Regions from separate parts of the Homo sapiens genome. Here region 2 is linked to region 1. Evidence: read pairs that join two places in POLR2A ChIA-PET (ENCODE). Cell type or tissue: PC-3. All regions are shown on one strand. Each heading gives the region's core, and the rest is flanking DNA. Links, peaks and the distances in the headings are about the cores only.

Evidence for each region. ChIA-PET counts read pairs that join two places held together with the same protein. Peaks named below come from ENCODE experiments on the same cell type or tissue, not always from the same donor. Only the 100,000 strongest peaks of a DNase experiment are listed, where the experiment ranks them.
Region 2: POLR2A ChIA-PET joins it to region 1 with 17 read pairs; 2 of 35 experiments call an interaction of 5 or more read pairs at or near these places.

The regions. Positions count from the first base shown.
Region 1 is chr1:51,314,131-51,330,551 of GRCh38, forward strand. TTC39A (tetratricopeptide repeat domain 39A) reads right to left here. Exons shown (of 18, transcript NM_001297663.2): 1 at 16,307-16,421; 2 at 7,591-7,695. The coding sequence starts at 16,347. TTC39A-AS1 (TTC39A antisense RNA 1) reads left to right here and starts at 15,524. Exons shown (of 3, transcript NR_123731.1): 1 at 15,524-15,679; 2 at 16,000-16,083. RefSeq lists a silencer at 16,405-16,421. In PC-3, for the core only: no CTCF peak of the experiment used is centred there; no DNase peak of the experiment used is centred there.
Region 2 is chr1:51,063,453-51,079,873 of GRCh38, forward strand. No RefSeq gene overlaps it. Among named protein-coding and RNA genes, the nearest start is that of MIR6500, 12 kb to the left of the region's middle. RefSeq lists enhancers at 8,222-8,722, 8,723-9,223. In PC-3, for the core only: no CTCF peak of the experiment used is centred there; DNase peaks (open chromatin) are centred at 7,319 and 8,029; H3K4me3 peaks cover 1,442 bases; H3K27ac peaks cover 2,478 bases.

The sequences.
Region 1 (16,421 bases), core at 3,176-11,175:
CACCGACCCAGGCTCCTCAGCTGAAGGGTGTGTTGGGGGCAGGGGGTGGCATTTAGTCCATCACATGGAGAAGGCAACAGGCAGGGAGGGACGGGAACAATGCCAGGTCCTCTCTGTATGTGGAGGGAGTCACTTAACATGTCTGGGCCTAGATTTCTGCTTCTGCAAAATGGGGACGATAATGCCAGCCTGCCCGGGTCCCTGCGAGACTGTGGGACTGACTGAGAGCGCCTTTACTCCCTTCCCCAGGTCTCCTCGTGAATTATTTATGAATCTCCTCAGTGCCAGGTTTATGCTGGGAACTTCAGAGGAAAGAGAGATGACTAAGGTTTACAGGCTGTTTGGTTGTGAAATCATGTGACTTTACCCCTTTTCCTGCTTTTCCTGTTCATAAAACACTCATAAGTTAAGTTACTTCTGGGTGACACTCCTGTGATCCTTGAGGGTCAAAGGAAGGAAACCAAGGCTGCTCTACCACTCGCCAGCCAGGGGCACTCTCTGGATGCTCCCAGGCCTTTGCTAGGACTGCTTAATCTGCAGGCAGTGGCTTGTAGAGAGGAGCAGGCTGCCCAGAGTGGGGGCCAGAACCAGGTTTCAGAGTCCCTCAGACACAGGTTGGAGTCAGCTTTGCCAGCTACCAGCTGTGTGACCTGGCATGTCTCATGTCTCATAGCCTCTCTGAGCCTCAAGTTTTTCCCTGCGGAAGGAAAACCTTAACTCTTCTCCCCAATGGGTTTTTGCATGGCTTAAATAGAATACCCAGGCCAGGGGCCACTGCACCAAAGCTCGGTAAATATGAGTCCCTCCGTGTCCTGCGTCACTTCCCTGCATAAAGTCCTTCTCCTCGAGGAGGGGCTTCCCTGGCAGCACACAGACCCATCCCCCAGATAACACCCCCAGCCCCCAGGCCTCTCCATCTCTCAAGTCCTTGTCTCTCTCTTCCTCTCCCACTGCAGGTCTGAGGCCCGGGACTCAGCACCACCTGCCCAGCCCCACCTGTGGAAACTTGTCTGGTGCTGGGCCCAGAAAGAGGGACAGCCCCACCCGGGCAGCTGGCAGAAATGTGGAATTTCTAGTCTGAGGCCCAAGGCCCCAACAGGCACCTGTGGCTAAGAATACTAGCCCCTCCCCAGCCTACCTCCTGGAAGCCCCCAACTCTAGTCTGAACTGGGAAATGAAGTACAGAGGTATGACAACCCTCAAACCTCAGGCACTCCAAGTTTAGCTTGTACCCAAGTTTGTATTTGCATATATATCATCTAGGCCGCTAGTCCCCTCATTCCTGAGCTGTCCTCTCACTCTGGGACATGTCTACTGGGGTCCCACCTTCTTGGGCCCAGACCGGCTGTCAGGATAGGGAGGGCACTGGAAGGCAGAGGCAGCCCCTTGGCCTCTCCAAGTCTCTTCCTCTTCGTGCTCACTGAAGCTCCCCCTACTCCACTTTCTGGTCCTTTCAGACCCCACTTCATTGTCTTCCTCTCCAGCCCAAGTTGCTTCTATGGACTCCCCATCCCCAGTCCGCTGTCCATCACCCTGCCTTCTTCCTTCTGGGACCTGCCTCAGCTCCTCCCACTCCAGCCAAGGTGAGTGTCTCCATCTCTCAGATACTCTAGACCCTCATTCACTACTGAGCCTTTGCACAGGCTGTTCCCTCTGCCTAGAAACGCCCTCCATCTGGCTGACTCCTTCTCATCCAGTCCATCTCAGTGTAAATGTCACTTTTTCCAGTAAGCCTTCCAGGGCAGCTTCACGGGTGTGTGGTCTATGCTGTTGCACAGGGCCTGTGCCTAAAAAGGGCCCATGTTTGGTTTAATTCTCTGCTGTCACTGTTTTTAAATTTTAATAATATTTGAACAAATGACCCTGAATTTCTATTTGGCAATGAGCCCCAGGGAATGAGGCAGCCCTCCTGACCAGCCCCTTTCCCACAGGAAATGGGGTCCCTGGGTCGTTCTCGGCACCCCTTATTGCTTGTTTCACCATTTCCCTGCTGGACCCTGAGAACAGCCCACGTCTTGCTCAGTAATGGAGCCCCAGCACCCAGCACACTGCCGGGCCCAGGAGGGCGCTCAAAGGCTGTTGCTGAATGAACCAGTGACAGGTGCCCAACCACCTCCATCCTTTGAGTCATAGCGTGACCTTGTCTTCATCACACAGAATGGCTCTGCTTCTGGAGTCTTAAAGGATGCCGCCGCCTTCCCAGCTATAAGCCTCCTGACCTGCCCATACTGGCTCATCACTCCCGCTGCCCATCCTCCCTCCTCCAGCCTGTCCCCTCTTCCTGACTGCTTAGCCTAGTGTCCTCATACCAGTCTCTCTCTTTCAACATACTCAATGCCAAGCCTGCCAACCTTCTGCTGAACCTAGCTAGGAGCCCAGCTCAGGAGCCATGCAACTGCCCACTTTCTCCACACTGCCACTGAGCAATGCTGGAGAAAGCTGCCCCCTACACAGACAGACACAGGCTGGACTGGGGCCTCAGCCTCGGCCAGGCCTGGCATCCTGCCCAGAAACACCTTTTCCCCTCTCCTTATTATCCCTGCAACACCACCTGGCCCCTCGCTCTTGGCAGGTGACCTTGCCTCTTCCCTCAGAAAACTACAGAACACTCAAGGGCATACCCTGAACTTGCTGCACCCCCACACATGCCCCCAGTGCACCCTTTCCACCTCCTTCACTCCTCATGGTTTGGGGGAGGCAGATGTGAGGCCCTGCCCAAGGTAAATGACGCCAACCCAAGGGGGAGGGCAAACCACACACACAGCAGTCAGTGTGTGGTTTGTGCAGCTGGAGGACCTGGATCCAAATCCCACTCTGCCATTTATTAACCACGATCATGTAATTCAAGAAAGCCAAAAGCAGTAGCCTCCATGTCCCAGAGACAGTGCGTCAGGTCAGACTCAGTGCTAAGTGAAATATGCTAGAAGCAGAGACAATGCTACTCAAAGGCATGACTTATGGAAAGCAGAGGCAAGGCGGGGAAGGGAGCTAGGAAAGCCCAGATGCCCCATGCAGAGAGAAAGAGGAGCACCATCCCCCACTGCATGGGACCAGGACAATTAAACGAGACAATGTGTGCAGCGAAGAACAGCGAATGACACTGGGCCCAACATCTTCTGAAGCTTTGGTGGCCATCAGTGAGGAAGGGAGGCTGTTTTCCAGCAAGAATTGTTTTCTCTAGACCCGTGGTTCTCAATGGAAGTGCCAGGGTATCCCCACTCCCAATGTGAGGACATGTGGCAATTTCTGCAGACATTTTGGGTTGTCACAGGTGGTCTGGGGGTGGTGTGCTACTGACATTACTATTTGGAGGAAAACTGTTAAAAAGAAAGAAAGGGCCTGGTGCGCTGGCTCACGCCTGTAATCCCAGCACTGTGGGAGGCCAAGGCGGGTGGATCGCCTGAGGTCAGGAGTTGGAGGCCAGCCTGGCCAAAATCGTGAAACCCTGTCTCTACTAAAAATATAAAAAATTAGCCAGGCCTGGTGGCGCGCACCTGCAATCCCAGCTACTCAGGAGGCTGAGGCAGGAGAATCGCTTGAACCCAGGAGGTGGAGGTTGCAGTGAGCCGAGATCACACCATTGCACTCCAGCCTGAGCGACAGAGCAACACTCTGTCTCAAAAACAAACAAACAAACAAAAAGAAAAAAGAAGGAAAGGATCCTTTTCTGGAATAAGGCAGGGGCTAAGAAACAGAAGCTGCACTACTTCCCACGTGAGATAACAGGTGGCCCCATGGGAAGACTGGATTCCTGGGGTGTCTCTGTTAGGACGAGGGTTTCCTTTGGCGATCCTGAGTGCTACAGGACTCCTGTTAGAATGCCCTCCTGAGGTGAGGGGGCCACAGAGGGAAAAGCCCTTTCAGGGACCATGTGGCAGGGACAGCTCGAGGACCCAGGCACAGCCACAGCCTTTGGTTTTAATATTTTCTCCTGTGTTTCGACTCCCTTCTGTTGGCCCCAAGTCTGCAGGACAGTTTAGAGTAGGCTGAGGCATGGCCTTATCGGGGCTTCAGTGGGTGAGGAGAAAGGTGCCTGATGTGTCTGTGCTTGGGGTGTGGGACCGGCTGAGCAGCTGTGTCCTGGGCAGCTGGATTCCAGTGCAGGAGGGTGGCTATGGTCTGGGGTCCAGGCTCGAGTGAGTGACAGGAAATGACTAGGGGAGAAGCAGGAGCTGGAGAGCCTTCCAAGAAAACTGAGAGGGGAACCTGGACATTCCAAGACAGAGCAGGCTGCGGCTGGGCCTGCCTCAGGCCATGGTCATGCTCTTGCTGCAGGCCCTGACCCACCCAGCCTGACCCCCTCAAGCCAGGTCCCCTCAGACAGTGGGAGTATGGTGTGGAGACTGCCACACGCCCTGGAACACCCACCCCACCCCAGAAGCTGGGCCACTGACCCTAGACGGGAGAAAGATGGGTCCATGATGTCTACAGAAATTGAAGAGGTCAGGCCTGGGGACTTGTGGAAACCAGTCCCCTGGCCTCAGCATTCACTTTTCCTTGGAGCTTGGGTGCAGGGGACAAGCTGGAGCTGAAAAGAAGGGGACTACGGAGAGTAGGTGGCAGAGATGATTAGACCCCAGCCCCTAGTCTCCCAATTCAGGCCGCCAGGGCTCTCTGTCCAGGCTGAGAAATGGACGACTCCTCTCTGGAGAAGTTAAGCCATCCCGGGTGCTGACATCTGGGGGCCAGCTCTCTAGGTCATCCAAAGCCAACCCCACCAACTACAAGGCAGCTTGGCACAGACCTCCCAGCTGGCCTTCGCATGAACTCATTCTTAAACAGGACTAGACAGACAGCCAGGGATGGTTGGGTTTTTGAAGAAAGCACCCCATGAGAAGAGGATTCCCCATTAAACAGACTCCAGGAACATGGAGAAAGCCTAGTTATGCAGGAAAAGAATGAAACATTTTAAAGAGAAATAATATTGTGACAATAATAACAATAAATACTTTATTAGATACTTAATACATGCCAGGCACTGTCCTAAGGGCCTCATATTCCAAATATAGATATAAAGAAGTTGGTGCACCATAAACCAAGAAGAAGATGTTATAGGGAAAAAAGAACATTCAGAGAATAAAGAATACCAGGAAATTAATCATATGGTTACAGAGATAAAGAAGTCAACAGAAGGAATTAATGAGAAGGGTGAGGAAATCTTCCAAAAATCAGATGGAATAAAAAGATAAAGCAATGGGAAAAAGGAGAGGGAGAGGGAAGAGGCTCAGAAGAGGACTGACCTAGGAGGTCCAAAAGGTGAGTTAAAGAAAGCCCAGGAAAGGGAAACAAGACGGAACCATCGTACAAGAGCACTTCCCAGAACTGAGAACCCGCATAACAATCCAGGATAAAAAAGACTTCATTGCCACACATCATGGTAAAATTCCAGATTTTCAGAAATACAAGAGCCAATCCTAAACCTTTCTGGAGAAGGAGTAAGAAGAATTAGGGTTCTCACAGCTACAGTAAATGCTAGAACACTGAAGCAAGGTATTCAAAATTCTTAGGGAAAAAAATATATTTATGCAAGTCTTTCTTATAAAATTTCTTTTTTTTCTTTTTCTTTTTTTTTTTTTTCCAGACAGAGTCTCACTCTGTCACCTAGGCTAGAGTGCAATGGAGCAATCTCTGCTCACTGCAACCTCCACCTCCTGGGTTCAAGCGATCCTCCCACCTCAGCCTCCTGAGTAGCTGGCATTACAGGCACTCGCCACCATGCCCGGCTAATTTTTGTATTTTTAGTAGCGACGAGGTTTCACCACGTTGGCCGGCTGGTCTTGAACTCCTGACCTCAAATGATCCACCCACCTCAGCCTCCCAAAGTGCTGGGATTACAGGCATGAGCCACTGCGCCCAGACTTTCTTAGGAAATTTCTATAGGACATTCCCTGGCAAATGAGGGGGACACAAGAGACAAGACCTGGAATCAAAGAAACAGGAGAAAAGCAAAGGAGCTCCAGGAAACAGCCAGGAGGAGCCAGAAGACATGTCTGTCCTCCCAAGGATAGGTTTCCAGGAAAATGAGGGGGGTACTGAGTGCTTACTTGATAGGTTTCAGCATTTTGGGAAAAACTCAACGATAGGATGATCTGATGGAGTGGTTATAAAGACTTACGGATAAATGTTTAGCAAATTAGGCCAATGGGAAAAGCAATAAAATTATTAACTCTAGAAGGAAATAGTCTCGCACATGATTTTCTTTGCAATAAGCATTAATCACAAAGGTATAGTAAGGTAAATACTGATTCTTTCTTTCTTTTCTTTTCTTTTTTTCTTTTTCTTTTTCTTTTTTTTTTTTTTTTTTTTGAGACAGGGTTTTGCTCTGTTGCCCCATGCTGGAGTGCAGTGGTGCACAAGATCACAGCTCACTGCAGCTTCAACCTCCTGGGCTCAGATAATCCTCCCACTTCAGCCTCCCAAGTAGCTGAGACTATAGCTACTATATACTATAGCTGAGACTATAGGCGCACACCACCACACCCAGCTAATTTTTTGTATTTTTTTTTGTAGATATGGAGTTTCACCATGTCCAGGCTGGTCTCAGACTCCTGGGCTCAAGCGATCTACCTGCCTCGACCTCCCAAAGTGCTGGGATTATAGTCATGAGCCACCACGCCTAGTTAAACACTGATTATTGATTTACCCCAATATTGTGATATAATGACGAGAAAGATGAGGGAAGGGAGGTGGGGCAGGGGTGTAAGAAAGCTAAATTCTCATCTATCAGTAGATGTTTTCTGGTTTTTTTTTTTTTTTTTTTGAGACAGAGTCTTGCTCTGTCACCCAAGCTGGAGTGCAGTGGCACGATCTTGGCTCACTGCAACCTCCACCTCCAGGGTTCAAGTGATTCCCCTTCCTCAGCCTCCTGAGTAGCTGGGATTACAGGCACACACCACCACACCCAGCTAATTTTTTATATTTTTGGTAGAGATGGGGTTTCACCATGTTGGCCAGGCTGGTCTTGAACTTCTGACCTCAAGTGATCCACCCGCCTTGGCCTCCCAAAGTGCTGGGATTACAAGCGTGAGCCACCACGCCCAGCCCAATAAATGTTTTAAAGTGATAAGAAAGGGTGAGTTTTACGGTATCTGAATTACATCTCAATTTTTAAAACTGAGAAAAAGTGATAAGTAAAGAAAAAGGAGTATACGCCCATTATTGATTTGTATTTACAGAAACATGGCAGTGAGTACTCAAGGAAATGGTCAAGTGAGCAGCCCTCTTGATTGCCCTAAAACACCCAGGAAAGCAGGCAACCTAAGTCTTTAGTGCTTTGGGGAAAAATAAACAAAGGAGTCATGTGAGAGCTGGTGAGGATGAAACTCCAAGTGGATTCTGCGGGAACAAGTAACAAAGTGTGAAGAACCCTCAAGAGCCTAAGAAGAAGCAAGTCACAGTGACCTTGGAGAGGGCCTGGCTGCACACAGGCCGTGGAATGGAGCTTGAGCCATTTTTATGGGACTTCTCAGAGGTCCTGGTGACCCAGAAAGCCAAAGGCATTTAGTTACACAGGGTTCCTCTCATACAAGACCTCTGGTTCTCCCTGACCGTCATGCACACCCCCTACCCCAACCGGGGCTTGAGCCTCACCTGGGCTTGAGGTAGCTGAGTGCTTCTGAGAACTGGTTGGTGAGGAAGAGGTCCAGGGCGGTCATGCACTGGTCCAGGGCCTCATGGAGGCTGCTCTCAGGAGTCCTGGGGGAAGAGATGCGGGGCATGACACAGGGGCCCTCCAACCCTCCAGCCTCTCCTGGCTGGAACAGAGCCTCACAGGGTCTACTCAGCCTCCCTGGCCAGCCTTGGGTGCCTGTCACGAGCTCCTCCAGGCTGCCACTCTGTACTGGGACGCAGGGACAATTTGGACCCACCTCTTGGTGTTCCCAAGGGTGGGAGGGGGAGCAGAAGGGAATGTCATCAGAGATCTGTTGGAGGTGGGGGAGGGGCCAAGGGCAAGGTGCAAAGAGGCCTCAGGAATCAATGATCTTACCCTCCACAAGGGTAAAGGGAGTCTTTGTGGCCCTTCTGGCCCATTGGGCTCTGCTGCCCCCCCAGGGGGTGCAGCCCAGCCACTAAATCCCACAGCCCCTTTTTCCCTCCTCCTTCTCCAAGGCCTCCTCCCTCCCCCAGGCCTGGACTCTAGAATCCCTGACGTTGTCACAATGGGCTGTCACACTATGGGTCAGCAGCCCCAAACGAGAGGCCCAGGGCCTTTCAAATTCACTTTGCCAATGGCTCCTCCAGAATACCTGAGCCCTTTCCAGTCCTTACGTTTCTCTATAGCTTTTACCACCCTCTGACGTGATATATTTTACTTATTTTTGTGTTTATTGTCTGTCTCCCTCCACTAAACTATAAGCTTCCAGGAAGCAAGAATCTTTAACTGCTGTATCCCCAGCAACTAGTATCCAGTACAAAGTAGGCTTTTAATAAATATCTGTTAGGTAAATGAATGAATGAATGAATGAATGAATGAATGAATGAATGAAGAGTCTAAGGCTAGGAAAGCAAACCCCTGACTTTTCTGGGTCTCAGCTTTCCCATATAAAAATGAGAGATGAAACTAAGAGATCCCAGAAGCCCTGCCTATTTGATGTTTTGATAATGCCTCTTCTCAAGGGGCCTCCTTTGAGTGAAAGAATGTTCCAGAAAGAGGCTTGATACTCTCCCTGAAGGGAAATCCTATTTCCCAGAAGTTAGTTAAAAGAAATTCCCTCTCCACCAGGTAAACTCCTACATATACCTTAGGGCCCAGCTCTAAAGTCTCCCACTCTGAGATGCATCAGTAGATCTTCCCAGGCAAATTGAAACATGTCTTTTTCAAAACTGAACTCGTGTTCATTCTCCCAATCTGTTCTCCCCCAGTCTTTGCCTTTCTTTTTTTTGGTGGATATGGGGTCTCGCCATGTTGCCCAGGCTGGTCTCAACAAACTCCTGGGCTCAAGTGATCCTCTTGCCTCAGCATCCCAACGTGTTGGGATTACAGGCGTGAGACACCATGCTTGTCCACTCCTCTACCCAATAAGCAACACTCCTCTACCCAATTCCCCAAGCCAAAAATCTGATAATCATCTTTGCCACATCCCTTCTCTGGCCTCTGTCATCCCCTCCATCACTAAACTCCACTAAATCCCATCATTTCTACTTCCTTTTTTATAAAGAATTTTTACAGAGATAGGGTCTCATATGTTGCCCAGGCTGGTCTTGAACTCCTGGGCTCAAGTGATCCTCCCACCTCATCCTCCCAAAGTGCTGGGATTATAGGTATAAGCCACAGCCTACTTCCTAACATCTCTCAATCAACCCCTTCTATGCCCAATACCTTCTGGTCCAGGCCAGCACCATCTTTACCCAGGTCTGTTGGAACACTCTCCATTCCACTCTTTCCACCTTCTTCTCTCTTCTCTGTTAGACCTTTTTATTCCATATTTCATGTCTCTTAACTAACTTCTATACTATCTCTTGGGCTCTCTGTTAGATCCTGAGTAATTTCTTTCATTTCACCAGCTCTTTCATTAGGTGTGTCTGACCTGCTACTTATCCTACCTACTGAATTTTTCATTTCAATGATTATATTTTTCATTTTGTGAAATTCCACTTGGTTCTTTTTCAAATCTTAGTTATTTGGGGTAGTATTATGTTCCCTGCCTCAAGTCCATCTTCAATTCCTTTATACATTTTAAACATAATTATTTCTATTCTATATCTCATAATTCTAGCATTTTAGACTCTCAGGGAAACTAATTCTGCTCTTTCTTGTTTCTGGTGCCTGCTGCTCACAGTGGCTTATTTCCTTGTGTGTTTTGCAATTATATTACAAATTCATGTTTGACAGATCCAAAGGGACTGTGGGACAGGATACATTGCTCCAGGAAGGATTTTTCATTTACTCTGTCCAGGTTCCCAGGGGAACTACCACCCTGAGACCATTTAAGTTACTTTTTTAAGTTTATGGTTTCCAGGACCACAAAGGTAGTGGTGTGCCATCAAACCCAAAGTTTGTGTGATGGCAGACCAGTATTTATCATTTTTTAGGGAGTCTTTTTTTCCCACCAGAAATGCTGTCTAACTTTGCTGGTGGGGGCGGACCTTTTTTCTAGCCAATCTTCCTATTCACTGAGGCTGTAGCCCTTGGAGGGTCCCAGATTTAAGTGTTGAGTTGGGGAATGCTAAGTTCCAACTCCTTAAACTGTAACTGTGTAGGCCCAAGACCTTCTTTCCCATCTGTTGAGTGGCCGTTGAAACTCCTGGCTTTAGATTTCTGAAATGTGTAAATAGCCTAAGGTTGCTGTGGCTTCATCTTGTTTGCCAGCCTGACTTCAGTTCTCTCTTCACGCTTGGCTGGAGGGGGTTTCTGTTACTTCTGTGGGAGTTCAGGAATGTACTGAATTATTTTATTTATTTATTTATTGAGGAGAGGGTGTCTCTCTGTTGCCCGGGCTGGAGACCAGTAGTGCGATCTCAGCTCACAGCAACCTCCTCCTCCCAGGTTCAAGCTATTCTCCTGCCTCAGCCTCCCAAGCAGCTGGGATGACAGGTGCCCACCACCATGCCCGACTAATTTTTTTGTATTTTCAGTAGAGATGAGGTTTCACCATGTTGGCTAGGCTGGTATCAAACTCCTCAGGTGTTTGACCTCAGGTGATCCACCCGCCTCAGCCTCCCAAAGTGCTGGGATCACAGGCGTGAGCCACTGCACCTGGCCAGGAATGTACTTTAAAGGATGTTTGTTGTAACTCATCCCCACCTCTAGGTAGTTTCTTTGAGAGAGAATGTTGGAAGCATTATTTCCCCTAACCTGTCTCTCCCATAATTGCCAAAGATACATCTTTAAAACCCACATCTGTCTGGGCATGGTGGCTCATGCCTGTAATCCCAGCATTTTTGGAGGCTGAGGCGGGCGGATCACCTGAGGTCAGGAGTTCGAGACCAGCCTGACCAACATGGAGAAACCCCGCCTCTACTAAAAATACAATATTAACTGGGCGTGGTGGCATATGCCTGTAATCCCAACTACTACGGAGGATGAGGCAAGAGAATCGCTTGAACATGGGAGGCAGAGGTTGTGGTGAGCAGAGATCGCACCATTACATTCCAGCTTGGGCAACAAGAGCAAAATTCCATCTCAAAAAAAAAAAAAAAACCACAAATGTCACTTCTGGACTTAAAATCTTTCCCTGGCTTCCCATTGCTCTTAGGGTAAAGGCCAAGTTCCTTTCCATGGCCTAAAAGGCCCCACCTGATGTGGTCCCTGCCCCTCTCTTCAGAGGCTGGGATGGTGTCTGTCTCTGCCCAGGGCATAGCCTAGTGACTGGTGTTCAAGCCATTCATCTCTGTTGGATGAATCAATGAGGCAGCAGTGAGCATCTACTGCCTGGGTGTTTAACTGGCATTCTCTCTGACTGCTCTCAAAATGCCCTGTGAAATGGGATTATTACCCCCCCACACCTATTGCAGATGGGGAAACTGAGGCACAGAGGACGGGTAACTTGGCTAAGGTCACACATCCAAGCTAAGGTCACACATCCAAGCATGCATTCTAACCCAAGTTTCTGCCTGAGCCAGTACCCATCAGCTCAGCCCCAGAAAGTCAAGCCCATTGTTGTGGTTTATGCCAACCTCTAAACAATTTCTGAGCCAAGAGCCTGCCTCCCATTTCTGCACACACCCCTCACCACCTCCATCCCCCACCGAGGAAAAGGTCCTGTCTACTTGGTCTACCTGGAGAGAAAGATCCAGGCCGGATGGACAGTCAGTGCAGACAGGCACAGTCCTTCCCTCGGCAGCCCCGGCACCTCTTCTGCTTAACTGGGATGAGGCTGTCTGCGGTAACCTCCCCCAGACTGGGGGCGAGCTGAGCCCTGGGCTGATTTCCTCCCTCCTTCCCTCCCACAAGCACCCGCGAATCTCGTGCTCTAGGCTATGCGTGGGACTGGGCTCTGGGGACACAGAGTGGACACAGACCTAGGCCTGCCTCTTCAGGAGCTCACAGCCTACAGGTGACAGATGCAGACAGGGCAGTGACCGCTACAGTGCTCAGGGCTGTGATCATGGGAATCACTGGGGGCCAAAGGGGCCCAGAAGACACCTCTAACTCAGCCTGGGGCACTGAGGAGGCTGGGCGGAAGGAGGATGGCATCATGGAAGGAGGATGGCATCAAGGAAAATGCCATCAAACTGAGAACAAGATGGAGAAAGAAGTCTAAGAAGGGGAAACAGCACACACACAGGGCTGGAGGCATGACACCACAGTTAGGAGGTACAAGCGTTCTGGAAGGGCTTGGAAGACAGAGGCTCTGCAAGGCCAGCTAAATGGAGGGGTGAGGCTGCGGTGGCTAGAGAGCTCAGGAAGGCTGGAGACATCCGCCCCATTTGACTTAATAATAGCATTAACAACCAACCACCCATCGCCACAAAGAGATTACCACTTCAACTTATTTAAATTGATGACTGCATTATTTCACTCAGTCCTGCCAGCAGGCACCCTTATCTGTCTTTGATAGATATGGCAGGGACAGGCAGTGAAGACAGGAACGCAGTCAGGCTCCTCTCAGGAGCCTGGGAGAAGACAAAAATGCATTCTGTGGAAGCAACAGCGCCAAACCTTTCCCCTCACCTGGCTGAGACTGAGGCCCCCATTTCTCCACAGGCTGCCCCTGCGTCTCCAAGACCTTTCTTTTCCAAGGACACCTTGCCTGGCCCAGGTGACATCTATTCCTGCGGTGATGGTGGCCTCTCCACTGTGTGTTGGGGAACAGAGGAGAGGGACGCGGAGAAGAGGTGCTGGGCTGGATGGAGCAGAGCTGGTGACCAATGCCAGGAGCTCTGGCACAGTGGTGGCGGCTCTCTCATTCAGATCCCACCCACACTTGAGGCCCAAACGAGAAGGGAGCTAGAGGGTGGGAGGGGGTGTCAGGTAGCCTGGAGCCGCCCCCACTCTCCCCTTCCCTCCCACTTCTCTACTAGAGTTGGCTTGGACTGCTGCTTCTGTGCCTCATGGGCAGATCTGGGTAGAGCTGGGAGACCCTCAGTTCCCACTGAGAACAGAAAATCCTCCTACCTCCATCCCAGTCAGGATGAGGTGGGTGTGGGGTGGGTGAGGCGGCGGAGCGGTCGCTCAGGAAGCCAACTGCAGTCAGAGCTGGATTTTAATCCCTGCTCCACCACTGAGGGGAACTTTGGCTCAACGAGTAAAATAATCTGCCCATGGGGATCTGTTGCTTTAGAAGTGATCTTTCTAAATTGCAAAAATGATTGTGACTCTCCTTCCAAAGAGTCCCCCTTAGCTGCACATAAATGTGTCACGGAGTGATGTAGCATGACCTAATGCAGTGTGGCCTGCAAGAGTTCTGAAAGCAGACAACCCTAGACTCAAGCTGCAGCTATTACTTGCTGGATAACCTTGGGAATGTTCCATACCCTCTATGAGCCTCCGTTTCCTCATCAAGGAGATGGGAATGACAGTACTTACCTCCCACGGTTTTTGTGAAGAATGACTAAGACTATGGAAAGCACAAGAGTACTCAGAAAATGTGAGTAATTATTATTTTTTTCTAAAATTATGTATTGCCATTTTTTTTTTTTTTTTTGAGAGAGGCTCTCTCTGTCGCCCAGGCTGGAGTGCAATGGCACTACCTGGGTTCACTGCAACCTCCGCCTCCCGGGTTCAAGAGATTCTCCTGCCTCAGCCTCCCGAGTAGCTGGGATTACAGGTGTGCACCACCATGCCAGGCTAATTTTTGTATTTTTAGTAGAGACAGGGTTTCACCATGTTGGCCAGGCTGATCTCAAACTCCTGATCTCAAGTCATCCACCTGCCTGGGCCTCCCAAAGTGCTGGGATTATAGGCGTGAGCAACTGCGTGCGGCTTTACCATCATTTCTTGATCAAGTAGCACTGACTTTATAATGAAACTAAATAACTTTAAAAGATTGAGTGGGCCAGGCGCAGTGGCTTACTCCTGTAATCCCAGCACTTCAGGAGGCCAAGGAAGGAGGATCGCTTGAACCCAGTAGTTTGAGACCAGTCTGGGCAACAAAGTGAGATCCTGTCTCTATTTTATTTTATTTTATTTTATTTAAGATCGAGTGCACATATCCAACAACCCAGCAATTCCACTACTAAGGGGGCACCCTCGTGAAACACATGTGCAAACACCATCATACAAGAATATTCACTGTCTGAATAGCAAGACACTGGGAACACTTCGACATCCATCAAGAAGGATAAACAAATGGAGGTGTCTACATAGGGTGGTATATCACACATCAGGGCAAGTGGGACAAGAGCTACAGGATCAAGGCTAAATCTGAGACCTGAAGTTGAGTGTGAAAACGCGAGCTGCAGCATGACACATGCTATAGGACTCCATTCACAGAAAACTTTGAAGAACAAACTACATATTTTTAAGACTTACACACACTGAGTAAAAGAATAAAAACAGAGAAATGATAAAACCTAAATTCAGGATGGCAAGTAATTCTGGAGAGGGAAGGAGGGAAGAGGTTTCCACAAGACTTTCAAGGGTCTCTACTATGGTTTATTTCTTAAAAAGAATATAAAATAAATGGGGCACAATGTTAATATCTGACAAAGTTGGGTGGCAAGGGTTTGTGAGTTCATTTTACTATTTGCTATATTTTTCTGAAGGCTTAAAATATTTCATAATTTTTAAAAAGGTAGAGATTTAAGGCTTGATTTGTTCACCAATGACCATCTGGGCCCAGAGCAGGCCTTGCTGAGTGTCTGTTGAGTGAGTGTCTCTGTAGTGAAGGTGAGAATGGTCCTGCTGCGTGCGGCCCTCCTCTGCTCAGACCCCACCAGGATGACACTAGCCAGGGTTGGGGACAGATGGACAGGTGGCTTCAAAGAAGAGTGGGCAGGCATGCAGAGAGGCAGGTACGGTTCTGCATAAGGAAGACCCACCAGCGTGAGAAGAGCAAGCTTGCTGTCCTGAGGCCTGCAGCAGGGCCAGAGGTGCCCGGGGTTGTAGAGGGCACTTAGGCAGGGATGTAAGCATATAAGGAAGTGGGATGAATGTGGTTTTCAGCCAGGGAGTCTAGACTTCTTTGATAGATACCTTGCTCCATGCCCGCCTTCTCTCCTGGAAACCACTTTTCTGGACCCAGCAGGGTGGTGGTGCTCAGTCAGGGCTGCACAGAAGGAACCTACCCAACCTCCAGCTTTACAAATACTTGAGCCCAGAACAGGAAAGGAACAGCCAGCCCCACTTCTGTGTTTTCCAAAGGAGGGACCAGAAGTCTAGGAAGGGTTAAGGACTTGGCCAAAGTCACACAACAAAAATGATGAAGCTGAAACTCACCAGGCAACCCTCTCCCAGGCCAGGGTGTCCCCCAGCAACCCAGCTTCCAAGCCCTGATAGAGCCACACACACGCAAGCCCTGTGGAGACTTCCAGCTGCCAGCTGGCACCAGCCTCGTCACCTCCCTGTTCATGTGTCAAGCCTCGGGCCCTTAGCAAATATTGTCACTGGTGGTGAGGCTCCAGGCAGGGTGAGCCCTCCTCCCAGCTCACCTGGGCCGGCTCTCTGCCCAGCAACCTCCCAGCAGTCAGGGCTCCTAGCAGCTGCCCCCTGCCCTGCCCACTGGGGCCCAGGAAAAGCAGAGAGTTGCTGAAGGTCTCCCGGCAGTAGCGGCTGTCACTGCTACGGGGGGTGATCTAGGTAGGGGTCCTATAGGGGTTTCTCAGTGGGATGTGGGTAGGGTTGGGCAGGAGAGCCACGTTGAAGGTGACAACACCCACTTTTTACTACCCAGGTTCCTGCTGCACCCAATGGGCCCGGCTGGCCCATACCTTAGCTGTTTAAGTTCCCCTAATGTCCCTGAAGATGATGGGGTGGGGGGATCTGACAACAGACAGAACTGAGTTCAAATCCCACCCGCAACTCTTACCTCCTGGGTGACCGATGACAAGTCACTTAAGTGCTGTGTCTCAGTTTCCTCATCTGTAATGGGGATGAGAGTAACAGGGCCCACCCCACAGGAGTGAACGCCACGAGGCAGGTGGGGAAGGCTGCTCTGAACGTGTCTGTGACTACAGCTCCGTGAGAAAGTTGGGACCCAGAAGGTGAGTGACCGACCCGGGGTCCCCGCGCCTCCGCCTCCTCACAGCCCCCTGCCCCCACTCCTGGCAGCGGCGGCGGCTGCCAGGGGCCGGGCGGGGTGGGGGCTGGAAGCCGCAGTGCGGCCCCAGGCCGGTGCGCGGGGGGAGGCCTGGCGCGGCGCCCGCCACCTGCCCGGGCCCCAGCCCGCGCCGCCCGCGCCCCCGGGCCTCCCAGCCGCGCACTTACCCCGCGGGCAGGGCTCCTGGGGCGCCGCCAGCCGAGGTCATCGCCGAGGGGCGCGGGCGGCGCTGCCCCAGCCGGACGCCAATCGCGGCCCAGGTGCTGCCGCCGCAACCCCGAG
Region 2 (16,421 bases), core at 3,692-11,691, 250 kb before region 1:
GGTAAGAGCTTAGGGCCTTCTCAAGTCTTTTCTGACCATGCCCATAGCTCAGGCATGTCCACAGTCCTATGTATGTGAGTAGCCTTCAGAATTTCCAGGTAAATGTCAAAGCTTTTCAAAGCCTCCATATGGACATCTCATTCCCCAGATTTCAAGTTCTTCAGTCACATTCTTGTTTGTCCCAAATGTTATTACCACCATAAGCAGCCTAATATTCATACATACATACATACATGTGTGTATATATATGTGTGTGTGTGTGTGTGTGCATGTAAGCCTTGAACAACATGGGTTTGAGCTGTGCAGATCCACTTATACACAGATCTTCTTCCACCTCTGCCATCCCTGCAACAAGACCAACCCCACCTCTTTAGCATACCCAATGTGAGTAGGATAGAGACCTTTCTAACGATACACTTCCACCTAATGAATAGTGAATACTTTTTATCTTCCTTATTATTTTCTTAATAACATTTTCTTTTCTCTAGCTTGCTTAATTACTATACAGTATATAATACATGTAACACAAAATATGTGTTAATTGACTATGTCATCGATAAGGGTTCAGGTCAAAAGCTATTAGTGGTTTTTAGAGTGTCAAATCAGGTCAAAAGCTACTACTGGTTAAGTTTTTAGAGTGTCAAAACTTATATGTGGCCAGGCACAGTGGCTCATGCCTATTATCCCAGCACTTTGGGAGGCTGGGGTGGGCAGATTGCTTGAGTCCAGAAGTTCAAGACCAGCCTGGGCAACATGGCTGGACCCTATCTGTACAAAAAATACAAAAATTAGCCAGGTGTGGTGGTATACGTCTGTGATCCCAGCTACTCGGGAGGCTGACGTAGGAGGATCACTTGAGCCTGGGAGGTCAAGGCTGCAGTGAGCCGTGATCATGCACTGCACTCCAGTTTCCTCAGCGACAGAGCAAGACCCCGTCTCTTAAAAAAAAAAGTTATATGTGGATTTCAACTGCATGGGGTCAGTGTCCCTAATCCCCATAGTGTTCAAGGGTCAACTGTATATAGTTAGATACATGGACACAGAGACACACACACACACACACATACACACACACACATAGAACAAAAACTGAGAGACTTTCCAAGGAGGAAAAGGCAATCCTACCAAGCATGGTGGGAAATTTTGTTTATTGTTTTTTACTGTAAAATAAAACACAGATAAAGAGTAACATATAAATGTGTAGCTTAATGAATTATTAGAAAATGACACCCTTAAAACTATGTCAGAGGAGCATGCAATTCATTGTGTTTCTCTGAATCCTCTATTTCTTGCAAGTTGACAGCTAAACCCAGAGGTTTGAGCAGACTCAGGGTCATTCACTTTGGCCAAACAATATAGTGCTGTGGTCTTTCATTAAGAGGCACATCATGTCTGGTTGTGATGTGAACAATTATTGCTGTTGAATACTTATAGCCATTAATTTACTGGGACTTTCAAAGTGGTGGTATCCTAATTCTAACATTTCTTTTTCTTTCTTTTTTTCTTTTTTTTGAGACAGAGTCTCACTCTGTCACCCAGGCTGAGATGCAGTGGTGTGATCTTGGTTCATTGCAACCTCTGCCTCCCAGGTTCAAGCAGTTCTCCTGCCTCAGCCTCCCGAGTAGCTGAGACTACAGGCCTGTGCCACCACATCCAGCTAATGTTTTTGTATTTTTAGTAGAGACAGGGTTTCACCAGGTTGGTCAGGCTGATCTCGAACTCCTGATCTCAACTGATCCACTCACCTTGGCCTCCCAAAGTGCTGAGATTACAGGCGTGAGCCACTGCACCCAGCCTTCTAATGCTAACACTTCTATTTCGTTAGTTGAAATACTTCAATAAAGTGATGCTTCTCTTCACCTATTATTTGGTTATCCAATGGTATAGTTCATGTAGTAAAGGCAGGATAATTTTTGTGTGTGTGTGATGGAGTCTCGCTCTGTCGCCCAGGCTGGAGTGTAGTGGCATAGTCTCAGCTCACTGCAACCTCCACCTCCCAGGTTCAAGTGATTCTCCTGCCTCAGCCTCCTGAGTTGCTAGGATTATAGGTGCGTGCCATCACACCCAGCTAATTTTTGTATTTTTAATAGTGACGTGGTTTCACCATGTTGGCCAGGCTGGTCTTGAACTCCTGACCTCAGGTGATCCAGCTGCCTTGGCCTCCCAAAGTGCTGGGACTACATTCATGAGCCACTGTGCCCAGCTTGGGAAAGGCAGGATAAATTTTTGATCTTTCCCTTTATTGGTTTTCAAGGTAACACATTTGTTTCCTATTATTTTCTAATTGTGAGCAATTTTTCTATCATTATGAACTCATGGATTTGATGAGTTTCACTCTATTGTGATTATGATCCTTATTGAGGCTAAATTTATCTCATATCTGGAGTGGGAACCACTTCAAGTTTGGGTCTGTGTCCTTTTGATTTAATCCTAGTGTATTAATCTGTTTTCATGCTGCTGATAAAGACATACCTGAGACTGGTCAATTTACAAAATAAAGAGGTTTAATTGGACTTACAGTTCCACATGGCTGGGGAAGCCTCACAATCGTGGTGGAAAGCAAGGAGGATCAAGTCCTGTCTTATGTGGATGGCAGCAGGCAAACAGAGCTTGTGGAGGGAAATTCCCACTTTTAAAACTATCAGGTCTAGTGAGACTCATTCATCATCAAAAGAACAGCGCAGGAAAGACCCACCCCCATAATTCAATCATACCCCACTGGGTCCCTCCCACACGCATGGGAATTATGGGAGCTACAAAATGAAATTTGGGTGGGGACACAGAGCCAAACCATATCCTTCTGCCCCTGGCCCCTCCCAAATCTCATATCTTCACATTTCAAAACCAATCATGCCTTTCCAACAGTCCCCCAAAGTCTCAACTCATTTCAGCATTAATTCAAAAGTCCACAGTCCAAAGTCTCATGTGAGACAAGGCAAGTTTCTTCTGCCTATGAGCCTGCAAAATCAAAAGCAAGGTAGTTACTTCCTAGATACAATGGGAGTAGAGGCATTGGGTAAATACAGCCATTCCAAATGGGAGAAATTGGACAAAACAAAGGGGCTACAGGGCCCATGCAAGTCTGAAATCCAGCGGGGCAGTCAAATCTTAAGGCTCTAAAATGATCTCCTTTGACTCCAAGTCTCACATCCAGGTCAAGCTGATGCAAGAGGTGGGTTCCCATGGTTTTGGGCAGCTCCGCCCCTGTGGCTTTGCAGGGTACAGCCTCACCCAGCCCAGCTTTCATGGGCTGGCATTGAGTGTCTGCAGCTTTTCCAGGCACATGGTGCAAGCAATCAGTGGATCTACCATTCTGGGGTCTAGAGGATGGTGGCCCTCTTCTCACAGCTCCACTAGGCAGTACCCCAGTAGGGACTTTGTGTGGGGGCTCTGACCCCACAGCTTCCTATCACACTGCCCTAGCAGAAGATCTCCATGAGAGCCCCACCCCTGCAGCAAACTTCTGCCTGGGCATCCAGGCGTTTCCATACAGCTGCTGAAATCTAGGTGGAGGTTGCCAAACTTCAATTCTTGACTTCTGTGTACCTGCAGGCTCAACACCATGTGGAAGCTGCCAAGGCTTGGGACTTGCACCATTTGAAGCCACAACCCAAGCCCTACATTGGCCACTTTCAGCCATAGCTGGAGTGGCTGGGACACAGGGCACCAAGTCCCTAGGGTGCACACAGCTCGGGGACCCTGGGCCTGGTCCACGAAACCACTTTTTCCTTCTAAGCGCCCAGGCCTACCATGGGAGGGGCTGCCATGAAGACCTCTGACATGCCCTGCATACATTTTCCCCATTGTTTTGGGGATTAACATTTGTCTCCTCACTACTTATGCAAATTTCTGTAGCTGGCTTAAATTTCTCCTCAGAAAATGGGATTTTCTTTTCTATGACAGTGTCAGGCTGCAAATTTTTCAGACATTTATGCTGTTTCCCTTTTAAAACTGAATGTTTTTAACAGCACCCAAGTCACCTTTTGAATGCTTTGCTGCTTAGAAATTTCTTCCACCAGATACCTAAATCATCTCTCTCAAGTTCAAAGTTCCACAAGTCTCTAGGACATGGGCAAAATGCCACCAGTCTCTTTGCTAAAACATAACAAGAGTCACCTTTGCTCCAGTTCCCAACAAGTTCCTCATCTCTATCTGAGACCACCTCAGCCTGGACCTTATTGTCCATATCACTATCCGCATTTGGGGCAAAGCCATTCAAAAAGCTCCAAACTTTCCCACATTTTCCTGTCTTCTTCTGAGCCCTCCAAACTGTTCCAATCTCTGCCAGTTACCCAGTTCCAAAGTCGCTTCCACATTTTCAGGTATCTTTTCAGCCATACCCCTCTCTCGGTACCAATTTACTGTATTAGTCAGTTTTCATACTGCTGATAAAGACATACCCAAGACTGATCAATTTACAAAATAAAGAGGTTTAATTGGACTTACAGTCCCACGTGGCTGGGGGAGCCTCACAATCATGGTGGAAGGCAAGGAGAGGCAAGTCCCGTCTCATGTGGATGGCAGCAGGCAAAGAGAGCTTGTGCAGGAAAATTCCCATTTTTAAAACCATCAGATCTAGTGAGACTCATTCACTATCACAAGAGCAGTGCAGGAAAGACCCACCCCCAAAATTCAGTCATCTCCCACCGGGGTCCCTCCCACAACATGTGGGAATTATGGGAGCTACCTACAAGATACAGGTGTAGGCAAGCCTCTAGGGATAGTTCAATCATGCCAAGCTCAATACCTGTAGTAGCCAAGATGCCACCACCCCTAGGCCCAAAGAGACAAGGAAAGGGAGGTTATAATTTGAAAAGGAATAATTTTGTAAATTTAGCTATCTTGAGAGGAATAGCCTTTTGTCAAGAGATACAACCAGGTGATCTTGTAAGAAGAAATCCAGGGGAATAATTACCCTGACCTCAGCTTTATCCCTTTCTCCAAGGTCTTGTTGGGGATCCTTCACTTGGATTACTCACTGCAATACCCTCCTAATTGGTGTCTATGCTTCTTCCACCGTTGTATTCCCAACACAGCAGCCAAACTGATCGTGTTAAAATAGAAGGCAGATGAGGTCACTCATTATTTCAGTATTCTTCAATAGTTTCCATCTCACTCAGAGTAAAAGTCAAAGTCCTTATGACAACCCACAAGACCCTTCATGATCTGAATCTCCTTTCATTATCATTCCAACCTTACCTTAATATCTATGCCTCCCATATTCGGTTCCTGCCACACCTATGTCAAGTCTGCGCTTGATATTTCATCCATTGGAATACATTTCCTACAAATCTCTGCTTGGCTCCTTAGACACTGTCCTCCCTGGCCACAGGGAAGATTGCAACAGTCCCCACCATAGCCTGCCTACCCCCATTCCCTACTTTCTTTTCTTTCTTTTTTTCTTTTTCTTTCTTTCTTTTTTTTCTTTTGAGATGGAATTTCACTCTGTTGCCCAGGCTGGAGTGCGGTGGCACAATCTCACCTCATTGCAACCTCCGCCTCCTGGGTTCAAGCGATTCTCCTGCCTCAGCCTTCCGAGTAGCTGAGATTACAGGCGCGTAATGCCTGGCTAATTTTTTGTATTTTTAGTAAAGACAGGGTTTCTCCATGTTGGCCAGGCTGGTTTCAAACTCCTGACCTCAAGTGATCCACCCACCTCGGCCTCCCAAAGTGCTGGGATTACAGGCATGAGCCCCCATGCCTGGTCCCTACTTTCTTTCTCTTTGTTTCTTTTTTTTTTTTTTTAGATGGAGTCTCGCTGTGTCGCTAGGCTAGAGTGCTGTGGCATGATCTCAGCCCACTGCAAACTCTGCCTCCCGGGTTCAAGTGATTCTCCTGCCTCAGCCTCCCAAGTAGCTGGGACTACAGGCACACGCCACCACACCCAGCTAATTTTTGTATTTTTAGTAGAGACGGGGTTTCACCATATTGGCCAGGATGGTCTCGATCTCCCGACCTCATTATCCGCCAGCCTCAGCCTCCCAAAGTGCTGGGATTACAGGTGTAAGCCACCGCACCCAGCCCCTATTATTTTTCTATTCAACACTTACCAACTAATGTGCAAGATATTTTTCTGATTTATATTTATCTTTTTTTGCAAGGAAAAATAAATAAATTATTTATATTTATCTTATTGCCTGCATCACCAATCAGGATGCAAACTCCATGAAGAAGGAACTTTTGTCTGATTACTCCTATGCCTCACACAAAGTAAGAAATCAACAATTATTTGTTGGATCAATGAATGAAAGACTACGATTTAAGAAGTAATAAGAAGTAATCTCCCCTTGATATCCGTTAAAAATGGCTCATGTATTTTCACCAGTTTGCATAATGTTTTTCTGAGCTGCTTACAGTTATAAATGCTAGCCTGGGCTTGCTAATTATAATTTAGAACTCTGTCTGTTCCACTAGATGGTGTCTGCTTTTCCTCTATGACATAAATGGGGCTAAATGAACTAGAGGCAAAGACCAAAAATATATAGAAGAGGGACACAGGTTTGAGCTTTGGAATCAGATAGACCTGGATTTGCATCCCAAATACTCCACTTGAAAGTGTAGGTGACTCTTTGTGCCTCCACTGTTGCAAAATCAATGTGAAATTAAAACCAGCCCAATTTTCCCATAAAACTAAGCTTGAGAAATTTACATTTGTCTTATCTGAGTTTCTTTCTCAGGAAACCACCATCAGGCCTCCCAGATGGTAGCAGGGAGCTGAGGCTTTCCAGATCACCACACCTGAACAATGAGAGGCACCTGCTCCTTGTTGACCAACTCCTCTTCCTTGTCCCTCCTGTTTTCCTTCCCTGTTATATAAGCCCATAATTTTAGCCAGTTAAGGAGAGACAGATTTAATTATTAGGTTGATGTCATCTGCAATAAAGCTTTCCTTCCTGGGCAATATTCCTTTTCTCAGTGATTGGCTTTCTATATGGAGAGCAATAAGACCTAGGCCAAACTCCTGGCATTTGGCAACAAAATAGTGGAAAGAGCACTTTGGCTTAGGAATGTGAGTCTTGGATTCTAATCTAGCTGTGACTTTGGGCAAGTTATTTAATTTATTGCACATTCTCAAATTCCTCACCTGTAGAATAAGGATAATATCTCCATTATGGGATTCTTCTAAAAGTGAACAACAAAGCACCTGACACAGAAGGTAATTGGTAAATGTTAATTTCTGTCACTAATATAGGGTAGTCATGACTTTTCTATCAAAGATAACTTTGTTCATTGGTAAGAAGACACTCACTCTAGAGGTATTTTTTCCCATGACTTTTATCCTCCTAAGGAGTCTAGGGTAATTGTGTTTCAATATGACTAATAACCCTATCACTAGACACTAAAACCAGAAGCATATTCCTATTAGGAAGATTTTACCCAGAAATATACATTCCTAACAGAATGGAAAGTGATAGCGAGTACTGCCAGCTTACAACATTCCTTTTGCATACACTGTCTGTTTTCTATTACAGGTGGAATCCATTTTAATGAATACCATTTTAAACATCTGTTTCTACACAGTGAGGCTATTTTTGTGTTCTAACAGATGGGCTACAGGAACCTTGCTTTGTTGACTTGGCTAAAACAAATTCTAAAAAATGAAAATTCTTTCTTCACAAATACTGTCCCTGCAGAAATAAGTTTTTTAAATAAAAGGTAATTATCCTTTGTAAATGTGATAACTTAGCCTAGGCTAGTTCCAAGAAAACAGATAAAGGGCTGGGTTGGTGGATGGCAAAGTAGACTAGACAGCCAGAGAAAATAAAAGATAAAAATGGAGCAAAGCCCTCAAGTAAGGTCTGTTAGAAAGTACTTAAGCCAGAACTCTACTTATAAACATAACCTCTCCTTCCACGGCCAGCTCACTCATGTTACCTCCTCTACAAAGCCTTTCCAATTCCCTCTACACATATAACTCAGTTCTCTGTCTCCCGTACTTTCAATTGTTTAAATCTGGGTAGTGGCATTTATCAGTGTTTGTCTTGTACCTTTAAAGGTAATCGTTTTCTGCTCTTTCCCTTTCCCCCACCAAGACTGTGAGCTCAGAGCACTAGGACGAAGAATGATTCAACTTCCTATGTCCAATAACTAGCACAGAGCTTAATACTCATGGATGCTTAATAAATGCTCATTGAATTTAACACCTATGAAGAAGTATTCCTGTGCTTGAATTGAGCATTCTTACCTAATTTGGGTGCTCCCTGAGACCAAGAACTATGTTTCATTTCCTTGGGATTTGGCACAAAGACTCTTAGTACCACATGTTGGTTGAAAAAAATTAAATTACTATGCCAAAGTTAATATGCAAAGTCAAACTGACCTTTGTTTCACGACTTGGATGCACATATAAATCTACTACATGCTGCTGAATTAAATGCTAATAGTAAGTGACTCAACTACAGTGTGTCCTGGGGAAACTCAGCCTAAAGCTCTTCACTGTAGCCACTGCCTAGAAGGAAGGGCAAAGGCGAAATTCTCCAAGACGAAGACTTGACACACCACCGGGTTTGGCGAGCTGCGGAAACAGGTTACCTCAAAAAAACCTGAGTCTGGATCTGGGACTGTGGCAATTGACTTGAAGGAGACCGCTGGGAGCACAGTGGAGGGCTTGGTCCCCTTCCGTCAAGTTACATCCAACTAAAGCCTGGCGCCAACTTCAGCTAACCATTCCAAAAGAGGCGACAGCTTCTGACCCCCGAGCCCCAGGCTTCCTGCCTTCAAGTCCCGGCTTTCCAGAGACTCTGGCTTCCAGGCCTGGCCTGGCTTCGGGCGCGAGGCTCTGGCTTCCAGCCAGTAGCAGAGGCACCGCCCAGTTGCGAAAGCTCTGGGCACGCCCGTCACCTCTAGGCTCATGAGTTGGCCTGGTTGGTCTTCCCACTCCTCACTCGTCCTCAGTCCTCACTCTCCATTACTGCCACCTAGCAAGCTTCGAACGTACTAGGGGGAAAAATGGCCCCCGCTCTTTTTGCTCCTATGGGGGTTGGTGGCCTACGTGGAGTCTCCTATTTGCAGGTCTGAGTTAGCAACATGGCACCAATTTTCACTCGTTTTCTCTTGCTCCCATTCCTTGGCATCCACTGGGCTTTGGGGATTTGGAGTCAATGGCATTCCTCTCTCTGATCTAGAGTCACTTGAAGAGTCTGTGCTCTAGTTGACGCCTGCGGCTTGCAATAAAGGATCCCTTGTACTGATTGTAAGGGAAAGGCTCAAATCTTTTTAAAAGGAGAAAGTGTTAAGTCTAAAACTAAGAAAAGTTGCCTTATTCTCACCCTTCCAAAATGGTCTTTGGAATAATGACATAATCCTCATTCCCCACTTCCTTATATCTGAACACTTTCTGGAAAGAAACTTATTTCCCACCACATGCTAATTAAGGTAGAAGTCAGGAGCCTGTCCTTTAGGGATGACCTCATTTTTGCAGGGTAATGGTAATGAAATGTACTAGGGGTAAAAAGTAATATCAAGGCTAACTTATTCCAAAATTAAGATTTGCTGAAACTTAACATATGAAACATAAGCACAGAACATGATAAAAGCAACCAATTCAGCCTGAATATATTTTCTGTTAGTATAATCCATCAAATGTTTTTCAAAATGGGATCCATCTTATTCACTGTCAAAAGTGATGTGTGTTCAAAGTTAGTATTTCACTTTTGAATTTCTATAGTCCCACCCTCTGAGTTTATGCAACATATGAATATAATTGCCAGCCAATGTAACATGCCTAATGAATTGGAAAAAGAATGTTCAAAACAAGTTAAAAGGTAGTATAAATATAATGGAGTGTAGGCTGTGTGGACACATGAATCTAAGCTATTTATTCGCTGTGTATCTCTTTAAGCAATTTATTTGTCTTAAATTGGGCTCCTGCACAACTATGGCCCTAAGACAAGAATTAGGATACAGAGAACTTTATTTGGGAAGCATGGTAAGGAAGTGAGACTGGTAAGAGAGGAAAGCCAATAAAAATTGTGTCAAAAAATAAGGTTTCTACTGAGGGCAACTGGAACTCAATTCTACTGGAGACCCTCTGAAAGACTATATAAAACAGAACTCAGAATTATTCCACTGAGGGGCAAGAAAACTGAGATATACCAATTCCCTTCTCTCAGTGGTTGAGGGTTACTCCTGGGAATGTAATTCTCTGGTACTTCCCTTGGCAGCCTTCCCTTGAGCAGCATGCTCTTGCTGCCAGAAAGATAAGTAGTTGAGATTTGAAGCCATTGGCATGAGATGCATGGGAACTCCCATTGAAGCTGCAGGTGGCCTTAATGGTGGGCAAGAGGATGTGGGCAGGGTATTGATTATGTCCGTATTCATTCACTTTGTTTCTGTGTAAACTGGAGATAATAATTACCCATCTCATAGAATGATGTTAAGTCTCTGGCCCATAAAAATACTAAAAAATTATTTAAATGTGTTAATATAATGTGTATATAATAGGCACTTCTTTTTAAATTTTTTGGCATACATTAATATTTGATTGTGGTGCCACTCTATTTGTGGCACACATTCCTGTTTTCTGCAGTCTACTTCTATTCACACCCGTTAGGATTCTTAACTATTACTTTACCTGGAATATGTTTCTAACCTGATTCCTTAACACCCTGCTTTTTCCCCCTAGAATTATTTATGCATCCTCACTAGACCATGAAGAGAATGAAGACAGTGTAATTTATCCTTCAACAAAAATGTATGAAACACTTCAACAAACCAAGGAATACAAAGATTAAAAAGAAAGTCCCCTGCCAGTCACAGCCAGTCATAGTGTTTCCTGCCTGTAATCCCAGCACTTTGGGATAAGGCAGGCAGATTGTTTGAGATCAGGAGACCAGGCTGGGAAACATGGTGAAACCCTGTCTCAAAAGAAAAAAAAAAAAAGCCCTCACTCTCAGGGTATTCACAATTCAGGCTCAATATAAAGCAAAAATTAAACATAAATACATTATGGTACTCTGACAAAGGTAAGAAGCAAATAGGAGGAGTTAACTGATCCTGTCTATGAGAATCAGAGAAAACTTCAGGAGGAGATGGTACCTAAGAGATGGTACCTAAGCATAGGGTCAATGAATAAGTAGAATTTAGTCCAGAAGAATACAGATCAGACTGTTAACAGTGGTTATCTGTGGAGAGAGAAGTGTGAGTGTGTGTGTGTGTGTGTGTGTGTGTGTGTGTAGTTTCGAGAGGGGAGATCAAGATGAAGGAATACTTACCTTTTAACTGCGTGTATTTTTGTGTTGTGTGAATGTTTTACTAAGAATGTGTAATCATCAGTTGTTTGTGTAGTTTAAAAAAGAACATTAGCTTGAAGGTCTAATATATGCCAGCCCCTGTGGTAAATGCTCTGTATACATTATTGCATTTAACTCTAACAATCATCATTGTACATATACCAAGAGAGGCTAAACATCTTGCTCAGTTGTCACAGCTGGTAAATAATAGAACCATAATTTGAACCCAGGGTTTTTCTGGCTTCAGATCCGATGACTGATAGATACACCATTAGGATTAACAAAACCCAAGGGACTGCTATTAAATTTGTGGACCATGGGGTTTTGTGCTGCGTAGGGAAAGAGGTAGGGCTGGAAGTAAAGCCAAAGAGTGGTTATAAATTGGGGGTGTGGGAAGGGAAAAGTCAAGTGTATGGGAATCTCAATGCACTAAAATTATAGTGGAATTAAGGTAGTAAAAACTGAAATAATGATCAGAGAGAAGCGTATTATCATCAAAGAATGGAATATAAAAGTTGAAATTTCAGAGGCAAAGCAGTTTGGGACTGAGGTGGGGGAGGGTGGAGGACAGCATGGAAAATAGGGGGAGAGTGATCATAGTTAGCATTTATTAAGTTTTTAGAGTACTGGGTACTATACTGAGCACTTTGTGTGCATTGTCTTACTTAATCCTCACAATCCATAGTAAGGTAAATACTATCGTCACTTTCATTTAATAGATGATATGGTTTTGATTACTTTCCCAAATTAAGCTAATAGAATCAAATTTTCATAAGGCAGCTTCATTTCATAGTCAATTTTATTACTGTATTATTCAGCAGATTTTTTCCAATGTTATTTTTTAAATCATTTCTTAGAGTTTTACAAAATAATTATAATCACAAATATTAATGATTTAGTATTAAATAACGTGACTTAAAACACCTGTTTTGTTATATTATGGTTGTATTTTATTATGCTTTTCAGATCAAATAAAAGAGAATCAATGTGAGTGCTAAACTAAACTACTTATTTTGGACAGCTACCATTTTAAAATTCAGAGCAGGCTATACTTCAAAGAATTTAATTTATGGGAGGAAAATGATTTTATGGATATTCAAACTAAGAGTTTGAACACAAAATAAAGGTAAGAACTGGCAAAAAAACCTTTTATTTGGAAACATTTAAAAATCATTTTATAAAGCAAACAGAAGAAAATGTCAGCAAGATAAAAATATCTATAAAAAATCAACAAGAAAAAAACACTTAATTCTACCTTAACAGAAAAAGTGATATTGCTGGGAATTATAAACTTGAAGAAACATAGAGATATCAAATTATGTATTAAAAGAAAATTTTAAATTAACCAAAAAAAAGAGAAAACAGTTGAAAAGAATACCTAATCCAACATACTTTAATAAATATTAACAGTACGATCTGACACATGGTTGGTAAATGCATTGAGAAATGCTCCTGGAAATAAAAAAAGGTTTAGTAAGCATCTTAGTATTAAATTTAACTAACTCTCTTCGGAATGACAAAAACAATCACTTCAAACTAAAAACAAAAAATAGATATTATGTCTCTAGTAGATTGTTAACATTTCTTAACTCAAAGATAATTAGAGTTTCAGAACATGAAAATCATATGACCTGTTTAAACAACTGCCTTCAAAACTATTCTATGTGTTAAATAGGAAAATATAGGGACAAAAGTCCCGCAATGTTTTATTTAAAGCATGTCATGGAGGTTTATGGTCTTTACATGGTTTAATAAATGGTAGAGACACTTGGCAAGTGTTTACAGAAATATCATTTACCAACCAAAATTCACCCAAAAAAGGAAGTCAAAGTCCCTAGTCTTCCTAACTTCTGTTGACAAAAAACAACCAAAATTCAAAAGAGTCAAGTTACAGAAAATATAGATTTGATTGTAATACAACAAGAATATTCAAAGTATTAGTCAATGTCACATTTGAGTTATTAAATCACATTCAAATAATGCAAATGTATCAAAAAGCTATTAGATTTATTTAGAAATTCATGGCAGTCTCTTAACAAGTTGAATATATTATTAAAAACTTAAAAAACTGTCTTATTGTAAATATACGTATATATATATTTTTAAACTGCAGAATAGTAGCATCAGGGAAAAACACAAAAAAGAACCATTACATTTATTTAAAAATTCATGACAGTCTCCTAACAACTTCAAATGTATTTAAAACCAAAAAAATTGTCTTATTGTAAATAAATAAATACATATATATGTGTGTGTATATTTTAACTACAGAATAGTAGCATCAGGGGAAAACACAGGAACATTTTTCACAAATGTAAAGTATAATTTTCTTCTCATGGATTTAAAACTTGAAGGCCAGGAAGTCTTATGCCAGATAAACAAGACAAATAGGAAAACTAATAGTTAATTTTATATATTCCTTAGTGAGATGGATTACTCATCATTAAAATTGAACTTTCATAAGCCTGCTGCTTCAAGTACTTTAAATAAAAGAAAGACGTGCACCATAGATGATCAAACTGTCACAATAACTGTAGGTAAACTTGAGATCACAATGCTTTTCCTCTGTATGAGTACACATTATTAGTATTTTTAAATGTTATTTCTGAGATTTGAAAAAGCAGTCTATAGGCTGTATAGTTGTCCAAGAATTTCATAGATTATACTTTTGACGGTTAACCGGTTCTTCAATTTTCATTATTTAGGCTAATGTCATTGCATTGAAATATATCCTAGGTTACTAGAGAAAAGCTTCTGAAGACATTATTTCCCTATTTCTAACATAAAAGAACTGTCAAAAGGAATATGGACACCTGTGACTTTTAAACATATCTTGAACAAGAAATTAAGGATCCAAGTACTTTTCCCCTCTTCTCAAAACTTCTATCAGTTATATGTGTGACGTATTGTACTTAACAGGGGCTCCTTGAAATAACAGTTTATGTAAGCAGAGTGAAAGGGAATCGCATAGTGAGGTTTTAACAAGTCCTCTTTCTAGCAACAGATTATTTCTTTGTTGAAAACACTTGAAATTAATTGTGGAATATTTATAATTATTTCTCTTTCACAACATTAATGTAGTTCCCACCACAAGGGTACTAACAATTTCCTCTTTAACCATGTAAGTATGATTAAATGGATTATTTTTTCAGGGTAAGTAGGATGAAGTCTAATATGTGTTAGATTAGACTTCATCCTACTTACCCTGCGTGTGTGTGTGTGTGTACTTTTTTTTTTTTTTTTTAGAGACTCTGTAACCTAGGCTGGGGTGCAGTGGTGTGATCATACCTCACTGCAGCATCAAACTCCTGGGCTCAAGCAATTCTGCCTCAGCCTCCCGAGTAGCTAGGACTACCAGGCGCACACTACCATGCTTAGGTAAGTTTTTTTATTATTATTATTTCTGTAGAGAAAGGGTCTCGCTATGTTGCCCAGGCTGGTCTCAAACTCCTGGGCTCAAGTGATTCTCTCACCTCAGCCTCCCAGAGCACTGAGATTACAGGCGTGAGCAACCATGCCTGGCCTGAAATGTTATATATTTATATAATACGATGTTTTTGCTAGTTTTGCATAAATTGTCTCATTTAACTTTCTCACAGAAATCTTTCTTTTCTTTTCTTTTCTTTTTTTGTGAGACCGAGTCTCGCTCTGTCGCCCAGGCTGGAGGGCAGTGGCACAAACTCGGTCACTGCAAGCTCCGCCTCCCGGGTTCACGCCATTCTCCTGCCTCAGCCTCGCGAGTAGCTGCGACTACAGGCGCCCGCCATCATGCTTGGCTATTTTTTTGTGTGTGTTTTTTAGTAGAGACGGGGTTTCACTGTGTTAGTCAGGATGGCCTGGATCTCCTGACCTCATGATCCACCTGGCTCGGCCTCCCAAAGTGCTGGGATTACAGGCGTGAGCCACCGCGCCCGGCCAGAAATCTTTTTCACTTTAATCAAAATTCAGAGAAGTGAATGCCTCATCCAAAATCCCCCAGACCATAGCAGAAATTGAAATCAAGTCTCTTATTACTCCAGATCTCATGTTTATACAGACTGTCCTGTCTCTGTATGATAAGTAAGTGGTAATTCCTCAGTATCTGTACTCTCGTTTATATTTAGAGTCTGCTCTAGATAATCAGTTTAAGAAAAATGAAATATGTTCTATCTTTAGTTTTGAATGATGACTATGTAATCATAGTACTAGGCTCTTTATCTAAGGCTTCAATGCCTTTTGGGAAGAAAAAAGAAGACTCAAAGAAATAAAATATGTTTAACAGTCAGATAAGTTCCAAGAGAGATTTTCTATTTTTTTCCCTGTCAGCTACTCCAAATGTATCTCAGATGCCTTACACTAATCAGAAAAGGGAGTAAACATGTTCCCCTCTCTTCTGATTGAACAAACAAGGAAACTCAAATAAAGTTCAATTAATTCTGTACTCCAGTTTTACGATGGTAAAATTTAAATCATGCAGAACTTCCAGGAGAGATGAAAAGTTGGGCATGCAGGTGTGGCGGTGTGTGCCTGTAGTCTCAGCTTCAAGGCTGCACAGTGAGCTATGATTGTGCTACTGTACTTCAGCCTCAGCAATAGAGTGAGACCGTGTCTCAAACAACGACGACAACAACAACAACAACAACAACAAAAGCAAAGAAACAAAAAAACAGAAAGGAAAAGAAAAGTTGGCCATTGTATCCCCAATCCAGCTCGTTGTGCACAAATCATGTGTCTAGGACCACATCGCTTTTCTTGGGCATTTCCTCTACTGTTGAAAAATATCCTACAGAGAACTTTCTCTTCCTTAGAATACCTTCTTCTCTCTTTTCCCTGTGCCTGGCACATTTGAACTCTTTTGTCACTTCTTCCATACTCCAAAACACCCGCAATCTGCCCTCTTCCCCTCTATTTCAGGTTGTAGCCTTTCCTCTAACAGGTATGCCTAGAAAATCATGCCTTAGTCATGCGGTGGCACTTCATCATTATCATTTCTTTTGCCTATTTTCTCTGCTGGATGGAGAGGAGTAACTCCAAGCTTTTTCTTCCCATTTTCTCTTTTGTTTGTTTTTGGTTACTCTGGATATAAAAAAAAAATCAGACATCTAGACATCTCTCACTGTGAAAATTCATCTTGTATCAATAGCTCTCATCTGACATGTGCACTACATTCATATTCTTACTAGGCTAAGTTTTAGATCTTTTAATGCTAAA